Linked DNA regions of Homo sapiens: region 2 is linked to region 1. A link is an interaction called in ENCODE POLR2A ChIA-PET data of the cell type or tissue named here. Cell type or tissue: CD4-positive, alpha-beta T cell. All regions are shown on one strand.

Region 1 (5,000 bases):
AATAGAAATACAATAAATATATCCTGGATGATCCACTCAACCTAGCTACTTGCCCAAGCCTGACTCATAGCCCTCATAACAACCCAATGAGGCTGATGTGACAACCCCATTTCACAGTTGGGTAAACAGAGGCCCCTAGAGCCCAAGCAGCTTGCCCAAGGTCACAAAGGTGATGAGCTGCAGTAGAGTTTCAAACACACAAAGACCTGGCTTCTAATAACCAAGCTTGGTGCTCACAACATTGCAGCCCGCAGAGATAATTAATACCTGTGCACAATAAAATCGAGAGTGGAGCTTCTTACCAACTAATTGCAATTCACAAAGCCAATGTTCCAATTTTATAGTGAGGCCCTGGTTCCACACAGAGCCTTTTGGTTTCCCAAAATGCTTTCTTCTCCTTTATAGCACTAGATGCTCAAGAACAGAACGTTTAAGTGGGGAGAACACGAGTATTATTCCATTGTATAGGTGAGGACACTGAGGCCCAGAGAAGAGAAGAGAAGAGATTCGTTCCTGGTCACCCAGAAAAGAAACAACAACAAAAACCTCTGACTCCTGGCCAGGTGCAGTGGCTCACGCCTGTAATCCCAGCACTTTGGGAGGCTGAGGTGGGCGGATCACCTGAGGTCAGGAGTTCGACACCAGCCTGGGCAACATGATGAAACCCCACCTCTACTAAAAATACAAAAATTAGCCAGGTGTGGTGGCAGGTGCCTGTAATCCTCCCTGTAATACTTGGGAGGCTGAGGCAGGACAATCACTTGAACCTGGGAGGCGGAGGTTGCAGTGAGTCGAGATTGCACCATTGCACTCCAGCCTGGGCAACAGAGCAAGACTCTGTCTCAAAAAAAAAAAAAAAAAAAAACACCAAAAACAAAAACAACAAAAAAAACCTCTTACTCCTACTGCCAGGGCTTGATGACTTTCACCCTTTTACCAGCAACAGTCATGTGCATGGCTGTGTCTGCAGAACCCTGCCAGCCCTTCCCACGAGCCTGAGGCACAAGAATCACTTGAACCTGGGAGGCGGAGGTTGCAGTGAACCGAGATCATGTCACTGCGCTCCAGCCTGGGCAACAGAGTAAGACGCTTGTCAAAAAAAAAAAAAAAAAAATCCACAGGGAGTCTGAGGGAAAGAGGAGGCAGGTGAGGATTTCCAGAGTGAACCAAGAAGAAATGATGAAGCCTGGCTAGGGAAGTAGAGAACCAAGTTCCAGCCTGAGTGACCAGGAATAAGCACCTTCCTTTCTCTGAGCTTTGGAACCTGCGGCTTAATGAGATTGTCTCTGAGGTTATCAGAGATTATCTTCTAATGCTAAACCTCCTGGATTCTTTATTCCATTTGCCCACCCAGGCAGAAATGCCATGCAGACAGGAGGCTGCAGAGCACAGGTGTTAAGGCACATGGGCTTTGTGGGCAAACAGAGAACTCCATGTTCTCCCTTGGAAGCTGTGTGGCCTTGGGCAAGCTGCTTAACCTCTCTGAATCCCAGATTCCACATCTGTAACATGGACCAATAATTATTTTACTGGGTTCTTGGGATGACGGATGAGACTATGTGCCAAAAGTTCTTGGCCCCAGTGCCCAGCTGGCACAGAATGACTGTTCACAAATAAATGGCCTTGCCTTTTCCGTGAAACGCCCTACAACCTGCTCCCTGCAGGACTGAGTTTAATTTTCCTCATCCACAGCTTCCACAATATCAACCCCAGGTCTAGCGATGAGTCCTGGACACAAAAAGGGAGAAGCAGTTTTCCCAAGTGGAGGGAGGTGCTGACATTTCCCTGTGACCCTCTTCCCTGCGACCCTTAAACCAGTTCCAGGGCTCACTGACCCAGCTAGAAACTCTGTCCTCACTCTGAGTAGTTAAGGAGCAGAACAAACAGCCCCTTCTCAGCCAACTGAGATAAGGGTTATGAGGAGGGTGTGGCCATATTGAGGAAAACACATACATAAATTCAAATTCATGCTCTTTTCAAAGAGTCAAACAAACCGTGCACGTGCCAGGAAGGGACTGCTAACAGCAAAACTATACTGAACACCTATTATGTGTCAAATACCTTATAAAAGCCTTTCCATGGACTCAGATCTCATTATTTAATCCTCATACTAATCCAAGGAGGGAAAAATTATGATGCCCATTTTATTTTATAGGTGAGGAAGCTGGTTTGAACCAAGCTGTTTGAATCTGGACAGTATAATCTTTTTTTTTTTTTTTTTTTGGAGATGGAGTCTCGCTCTGTTGCCCAGGCTGGAGGGCAGTGGCGCGATCTCAGCTCACTGCAAGCTCCGCCTCCCGGGTTCATGCCATTCTCCTGCCTCAGCCTCCTGAGTAGCTGCAATTACAGGCACCTGCCACCACGCCCAGCTAATTTTTTTTTTTTTTTTGTATTTTTAGTAGAGACAGGGTTTCACTGTGTTAGCCAGGATGGTCTCGATCTCCTGACCTCGTGATCCACCCGCCTCGGCCTCCCAAAGTGCTGGGATTACAGGCGTGAGCCACCGTGCCCGGCCCTGGACAGTGTGATCTTAATCACTTTGCAACTGAAACTTGCAATAGGTAAAATGGTTGGAAACAATAGCAGTGTCCCGTAACAGGTGATCATTGAAAGAAATTGTGATAGTTCCACTCAAAGGAATAATATTAGCTGCCGTTAACAGTCATGCTATTGAAGAATATCAAATAATGTAAAAATTTTGTTATGTTAAGTGGACAAGCCAGTTATAAAATAATATATATCTAGTTTGAGTCCACTTAAAAAAAAAAACAGTAAAATATGGAGGAAGAGGAGGAGGAAGAAAGGAAGGAGACAGGATAGGAAAAAGAAAGAGAGAGAAAGCAAAAGAAAGAGAAAGACATGCTTTAAAATGTTTACAACAGGCCATGCGCCGTGGCTCACACCTGTAATCCCAGCATTTTGGGAGGCTGAGGCGGGAGGATCACCTGAGGTCAGGAGTTCGAGACCAGCCTGGTCAACATGGCGAAACCCCGTCTCTACTAAAAATACAAAAATTAGCTGGGTGTGGTGACGTGCACCTGTAATCCCAGCTACTCGGGAGACTGAGGCAGGAGAACTGCCTCAACCTGGGAGGCAGAGGTTGCAGTGAGCCAAGATCGTGCCACCCCACTCCAGCCTAGGCGATGACAGTGAAACTGTCTCAATTAAAAAAAAAAAAAGTTTACAATCATTATCACTAGGTAGTAGAATTATAGGCAAGTTTTTTTGATAGGGAAGTTTACCATTTTTCCTTTTGGGTATTTTTCAAATATAACAGTTGCTTTAAAAATAAGAATGAAATGAACATGTACTATTCTTAAAAACAAAACAAACGAATACCACCTCACCTCTGTGTGGTGCTTCCTTCTGACCTTGGGCACCTCCGTCTTCAGTTGCCCCTCCTGTGAAAGGCGAAATGTATCGTTGGGTTCTTTGAGGCCCTTTACAGCTCTGACATCCTATAACATTCTGTAACCCCCACACCTTCTCCTCCTCTGTTTAAACTCTAATACAATATGTTGTTTTCTGCAATACAGCCATTATGCAACATGTGGGAACACATGAAAATCACTAAAAGGAAAGGAAGCAATCAGCGCCCAGCCTCAGCCACTTTTTGCATTTGGAGGCATGGCATGTGTTGCTGGATTGGATCCTCATAAATAATTAGGCATTTAACAGATGAAGAAAGGTTCAGAGAGGTTACACAACTTGCCCAAAGTCACACAGCATGTTAAGGCACAGTTGGGTCTGTACCCACAAATAAAGCATTATCCTCCAGATGAATCCTTAGTGGGGGACTGAGTGTGCCTCTTAGACCCTGAGACCTCCCCTCCTCAGTCCTGGTCCTTGGCTGTGGTCCCAAGACCCCGAGGAGACTGACAGCTGGACATCCCACTCTGGCCCTGATCCCAGGCTCCTTCCCCAGAAAAAGCTGAGCTGGCAGTGGGGGGGCTGGGGGGAGAATGCTGGCAAGGACCTAGGGGCTGGTGTGGGAGCGGCACTGGGCGCAGAAGGTCTCACTCGGCAATGGAGCTGGAGTTCGCCTGACATTTGGCAAGGAAGCCCAGAGCCAAGATGGAACAGCAAGCTGGGGTGCAGGAGGGAGGGAGGAGTGAGAATGTGAGACTTTGGGGGCAGGAAGCCTGGGTAGATCAGCCCTTTGCTGTTTTGTTTCAGAACTTCTCTGATATCCTCATCTACAGACAGAGGCTTCTCCTTCCCTCAGGCATGCATGTGTAAAGTAACAAGATAATGTGTTTGTACGCAGGACACACTCAGAAAATGAGGAGCTTCTGTTAGCCTCCTGGCTCCCCTGGCCAACTGCCGCACCTCTTCCCTATCACCCACCCTGACTTACCCCCCAATCCCTTGGCACAATGACAAATCTTAGGGCACCATCCTGTCAGGTTTTTCCCCTGCTTAACGACCATCCGTGGCTCCTGTCACTTTCAGGTTAAAGGCCAGACATTTTGGCCTGGAATTCAGGCTCATACCAACCTGTTCCCAAGTCAGGGGCTGCTGCACTGCATAACTCACACCGTACACTACAAAAGCCATCTCATAAAGGGTTTCTTCCCAAATCGCATACTTTAGGGGAGCTGCAGTGGGGCGCAGGCCTTCTGGCCTGGCTCCACTTGGCTCTGCCAAAAAGCCCCCAACTCCAGGCTGCCAAGCAGAAGCAAGGCTGGTCTTCCATCCCCCAACACCCTTCACCTGCAGCTGTCTTTAAAAAAAAAAAAAAAAAAAAAAAAGTAAGAAAAAGCCCTGATTTGTGGTGGTTACTAATTTTGATGGTGTTAAATACCCTTACTGAAATTGGCCATGCCAATTTCAAGCTATTGATATCACTGAATGCTGCACTGGGAAGAGATGGGCACAATCCACTCTCCCGAGCTGACACCAGCACACCCTGCACACCCCAAAGTAAGGATGCGCTAACACCAGTGAGAAGCTGTGTGACTCTCGTCAAGTGGCTTTACCTCTCTGAACCTCAGGCTTTC
Region 2 (5,000 bases), 400 kb after region 1:
TTAAATAATTGCAACCCTAGTTTGTGAGCTATTTCAGATACCACATGATGGTGGAAGAGTAACTGCCTTAGAGGCAGACAGATCTGAATTTAAATCCTTGTTCCACCATTTATTAACAATATGACCTTGACAAGACTTTTTCTCTCTGAGCTTTGGTGTCTTTATTTCTAAAGTGGGAATAATAACATACTTAGCCCTAAATTACTCATAGGATTGAGGTGAAGAGCAAATCAGAAAATCTATGAGTTAGTGCAAAGAATGCATGGAAAATGAAGGAACCATCACTCACATACCTGAGCATAAAGCTTAATAGCAAAAGTATGCTCTTAGCTTACAAATAATATCATGCATTGGACTATTATACATGGTTGGTGGGAATATAAATTAGTACAGCCACTATGGAAAATAGCATGGATATTTCTCAAAAAACTAAAAATAGAACTACCATACAGTCTAGCAATCTCACTACTGGGCACGTATTCAAAAGAAAAGAAATGAATATATCAAAGGGATACTTGCGCTCACATGCTTATTGAAAGACTATTCACAATAGTAGAGATATGGAATCAATCTGATCCATATCTCTATCAAGATATAGATGGAAGGATAAAGAAAAGGTGGTACCTATAAACAATGGAATACTATTTGGCATAAAAAATGAAATCACGTTATTTGCAGCAACATGGATAGAACTGGAGGTCATTATGTTAAGTGAAATAAACCAGACACACAAAGACACACTTTGCATGTTCTCATTGATATGTGGGAGCTAAAAGAGTCGGTCTCATGCGAGTAAAGAGTAGAATGACAGACACTAGGGGCTGGGAAAGGTGTGTGAGTGGGAGAGGATGGGGATGAAGTGAGGTTAGACAATGGGTACAAACGTACAGTTGGATAGAAAGTTTAAGTTCTAATGTTTGGTAGCAGAGTATGGTGACTATATTTAGGAACTATATATTATACTGTACATTACAAAGTAGCTAGAAGAGAAAACTTGAAATGTTCCCAACACATAGAAATGATAAATACTCAAAGTGATGGATACCCCAAATACCCTGACTTGATCATTACACATTTTATGTATGTAGCAAAATATCACATGTACCCCACACGTATATAAAATATTATGTATCAATAAAAAATAAAAATAAAACAAAATTTATGATATTAAAAAAAGCCTTCTCTAATATGATTTCGACTCAACCCAATCTTCTGATTTGGTTCTTGTTGCTACACAGTCTCCTCTAATAGAGTGATCCTCTTATTATATGAACACTTGATCTATTTTACATCTCAAAATGTGTGTGTTGTGAGTGTATAGTCAGGTTCTATGATTTCCATATCTGCAGATTCAACCAACTGTGGATCAAAAATATTTGAAGAAAATTACAACCATGAAAATAATGCAAATAACAAACAATATAGCATAGCAACAATTTACACTGTATTAGGTATCATAAGCATTTACATGTATTAGCATTTACACTGTATTAGGTATCACAAGCAATCTATGGATGATTTAAAGTATATAGGAGGATGTGACTAGGTTATGTGCAAATACTATGCCATTTTATATCAAGGACTTCAGCATCTGCAGATTTTGGTGTCCATGGGGGTCTTGAAATCAATCCCTGTGGATACCGAGGGAGGACTGTCTCATGAATGAGGAATTGTGTGTCTGTGTGAGTGTGAGAGAATACAGCTCCATCAGTGGGGAGACTAAATTGACGTGTTTTAGCATCTGTACACGTGTCTGTGATGTGGCGTCATATGTATGGATGTCTTGCCATCTGCCTGCGTAGTCATGTGGATGTAATTGTGTCATTGCTGAGTCTAGGTCTGTGAGCAGGTGTGTGATGTCAGTGATTTTGTTAGAGCCGGGACCTCCAGCCTTTTTTCACTCCCAGGTCATGCTACCTAACCTCTACTAGAAGCCCCTTGAGGGCAGAAATCTTGTCTTTGAATGACTAACTGACTTTACAGTCTGTCCAGCCCCTTTCCATCCACTTCTCAATTCTGTTAAAGCCACCATTACTGCTTTCTCTCGATTACCAGACCTGAAATTTTCTTTTTTTCTTCTTCTGCAAAACCAAGGGCTGTCATTTCTATTTTGCAATTTTCTCATGGTGTTTCAATTCCAGGCCTTGGCATGCTGCTCTCCTGGATTCTTTCATCAGCCCCTGGCAGGGTCTTTGTACTTCAGTTTTCTCCTTTTCCTTGATCTATTTCCTGGCCTGCCTTCAGAGGGCTTTTTCTAAAGCATCACTTTATCTAGATACTACACTGCTTATAAACCTTCAATGGCTCCTCATGGCTCTTAAGACCCAGTCCAATCTCATTTTGTCTTGGCATTCAAAGTCCTAACTTATCCCAGTCTCGCTATCCATTATTTACTTCTCTCTAAGCCCTCTGTGTTCCCAGCCATGAGAGGCAACCACTGTGAATTGATTCAAGGTATCTGAAGAAACAGAGTTAAGTGTAGTTACTTTATTGAATTAGTAGGGACACAGAGACCTGGCCCAGAAATGGGAGAATCAGAAGAAATTGCTCCTGAACAGAGTCTTAGAGGTCCTGCAGGTACTAGCCAGGTGATAAAAGAGGTAATGACTATTCCAGACAAGGCCAACAGCTTGCACAACAGCAAATACCTCAATACCCTGCATCTGTGATGTGGTGTCGTATGTATGGATACGACATGTAAGGAGGCTCAACAGGACATGGGAGTAGTTGGAAAACATCAAGGCTTTCTGCTGGGAAATGAATACATTATGTGCATTTGGCACAGAGTCATGAGTACAGCAGTTTTTGAAAACCTAAACCCAATTTCTGTGATCACCTATCCAGAATCAATAACTTGGATGGTCTTGAGGGAGTGGAGAAGCAGCCCAGAAATGAACTTATTCTGTAGTCTATTGCCTTCCTTGATATTGACAGAGCTGAAGGAATTGATCCTTTGGCAAGGCAGAAAACTGAAGGTGGAGTTCTCAAAGAGAATCAGAGAGATCTTGATTGCATCCTCTGGTGTAGGAAAGGTACCTGCCCTGGTTGGCCTCTTTTGATTTATTTAATTATCTGCTGAGAAATTTTGAACATCCTGCTTGTCTTTGGCTAAGATGACATTCAGCTAAGAGTTTACAACATTCCTCTTTGACTCAGAATCCCATTGTCATTAGCATGTATCTGAGCTGTGGACACATTTCCCTGTTTGCTCTGCTGGACTTCTGTAACTTGGGCACACATTTTATTTTCATATATGGATGGATAAGTATGGTCCAGTGTGCCACTAAACATCTGGAGGTGGTGACCAAGCCTGTTGGCAGATATTGAAGACTACAACATTCCAAGAGTCCGCAAGAAGGACGTCATTTGAGACTCTTTCTCCAAGAACAACATCTAAACCTTCCATTGCTGCTTCTCTTAATAACAACTCTGTCTATCACAGGAGGAAAATTATTGTGATAGGAAGCAGTAATGAATGAGGAAGAAATTTGAGAGGATGGAATAATAGCTTATTTGAGAAAAGGTTTATGCATTACAGCTGTCCTAATGCCTGCTCTCAGGATGGTTCCTGGGAACACCAGGCCAATGCAATGTCTTCTGTGTTCCAGCCCTGACTCATCTCCATCACTTCTTGTTATTCTGGGGGCACCGAAGAGGTGTTGGCTCCTAAGAGGTGCTGGTCATGGCAACATTAGCCTCCAATTGAATAGACATGGTGTCTGATAATGAGATTATTCCTACATACATATCTTTTCAAACCACTGGCTGAAATCCAGGATCGAATTTTATTATTTATTTGTGTGCTTATGACTTTTCTCGCTCTGAAAATTCAACCTGCCTACAGGTGGGGACCTATATTCCTAGTGCCTCAGTCAGTGCCTGGCACTTTTGCCAGATTATCCAACTGGCAAAATGCACAGATTCTCAGGCATCAGGAAGACAGAGGCAGACAAAGAGAGTCAGAGAGGGGGTGAGGATGCAGTGACTTCAGCCAGAGTTTTATAATCCAAAAATCTAGGAAAGACAACTTTTTGTTCCTATTAAAAATGTTTGTCATTTAGTACGAGGGCCTCTAAAGGTCTTCATCAGGCTCTGTGTGGAGCATAGCTGTGGCTCTAGAAAGATTTGTTGTAAGTGGCAAGGCTTAGCCAGGAGCCAGAGTCAGAAAAGCAAATGTGTATGTCCATAAGCATGCATCTTAGAGGGAGATGGGATGCTTGCTCCCACCAGCATATGTTAGCCCTAGCAAAAAACAGCTGGTGCTTCTCTTCCCCTACCCTCCTTAGTTCTTGTAGGTCAGGGAATTTTTCCTCTCATTTGATTTTTGTTTTTTTTTTTGTATGTTGACTGGTAATCCCTGACTCAAACTAACCATGGTCTGTTACTATAGGTATTTTTGGAATTACTTTAATTATTTAAATTGGGCAGAAGAAAGCATAAAGAGGAGATTGAAGTTTAGTGGAATGCTCCCCAGGTGCCAGGTCCTGTATTGGGCATTTATGTGTTTGCCTCATCTAATACTCCAGCTACTTTTAAAGGAGGGGTCAGCATCACCTTTTCATGGCTTAGAATGGCACGAAAAGAGGTCAAGCAACTGTCCAAGGTCAAAGAGTGCATGGAGGGCTTGGGATCTGAACCTTTAGACCAAGTACAGACCCTGGCACATATTGGGAGCTTCATAAACATCAGCTCAGTGTACAATAGATGAACAAGCCTGAAGCAAGATAATCTTTGAGATTTCCTGGCATTTCCCCAGAAAAATCCCCTAAGTATATTTTAATTAATGATCCACATAGCCTTTCCTCTCATGTACTATAGTCACTCTCTATCTCTATTCATAAACAGGGAGAGATATTCATCTCTTGCTGTCATAAATGCTGTAATTGCAAAGGCATAAATGTTTTATGATCCAAAACATCCTCCCAGCACTTCCAGGAGAAATATGCAGATGTTTGCCTCTTTGTCTCTTCCTTCTGCTTCTGCCTGTTTATACTTGCCCA

What was found. Peaks named below come from ENCODE experiments on the same cell type or tissue, not always from the same donor. Only the 100,000 strongest peaks of a DNase experiment are listed, where the experiment ranks them.
Region 2: POLR2A ChIA-PET joins it to region 1 with 12 read pairs; 2 of 35 experiments call an interaction of 5 or more read pairs at or near these places.

Annotation. Positions count from the first base shown.
Region 1 is chr9:114,391,010-114,396,009 of GRCh38, forward strand. LOC124902253 (a long non-coding RNA gene) reads left to right here. Exons shown (of 3, transcript XR_007061742.1): 3 at 1-1,060. It also overlaps a transcript of AKNA not described here. Among named protein-coding and RNA genes, the nearest start is that of AKNA, 5.5 kb to the left of the region's middle. In CD4-positive, alpha-beta T cell, CTCF peaks have their summits at 2,521 and 2,733; no DNase peak of the experiment used is centred here; H3K27ac peaks cover 1,682 bases.
Region 2 is chr9:114,794,046-114,799,045 of GRCh38, forward strand. The region is part of intron 1 of TNFSF15 (TNF superfamily member 15); the gene reads right to left. Among named protein-coding and RNA genes, the nearest start is that of TNFSF15, 9.5 kb to the right of the region's middle. In CD4-positive, alpha-beta T cell, no CTCF peak of the experiment used is centred here; no DNase peak of the experiment used is centred here.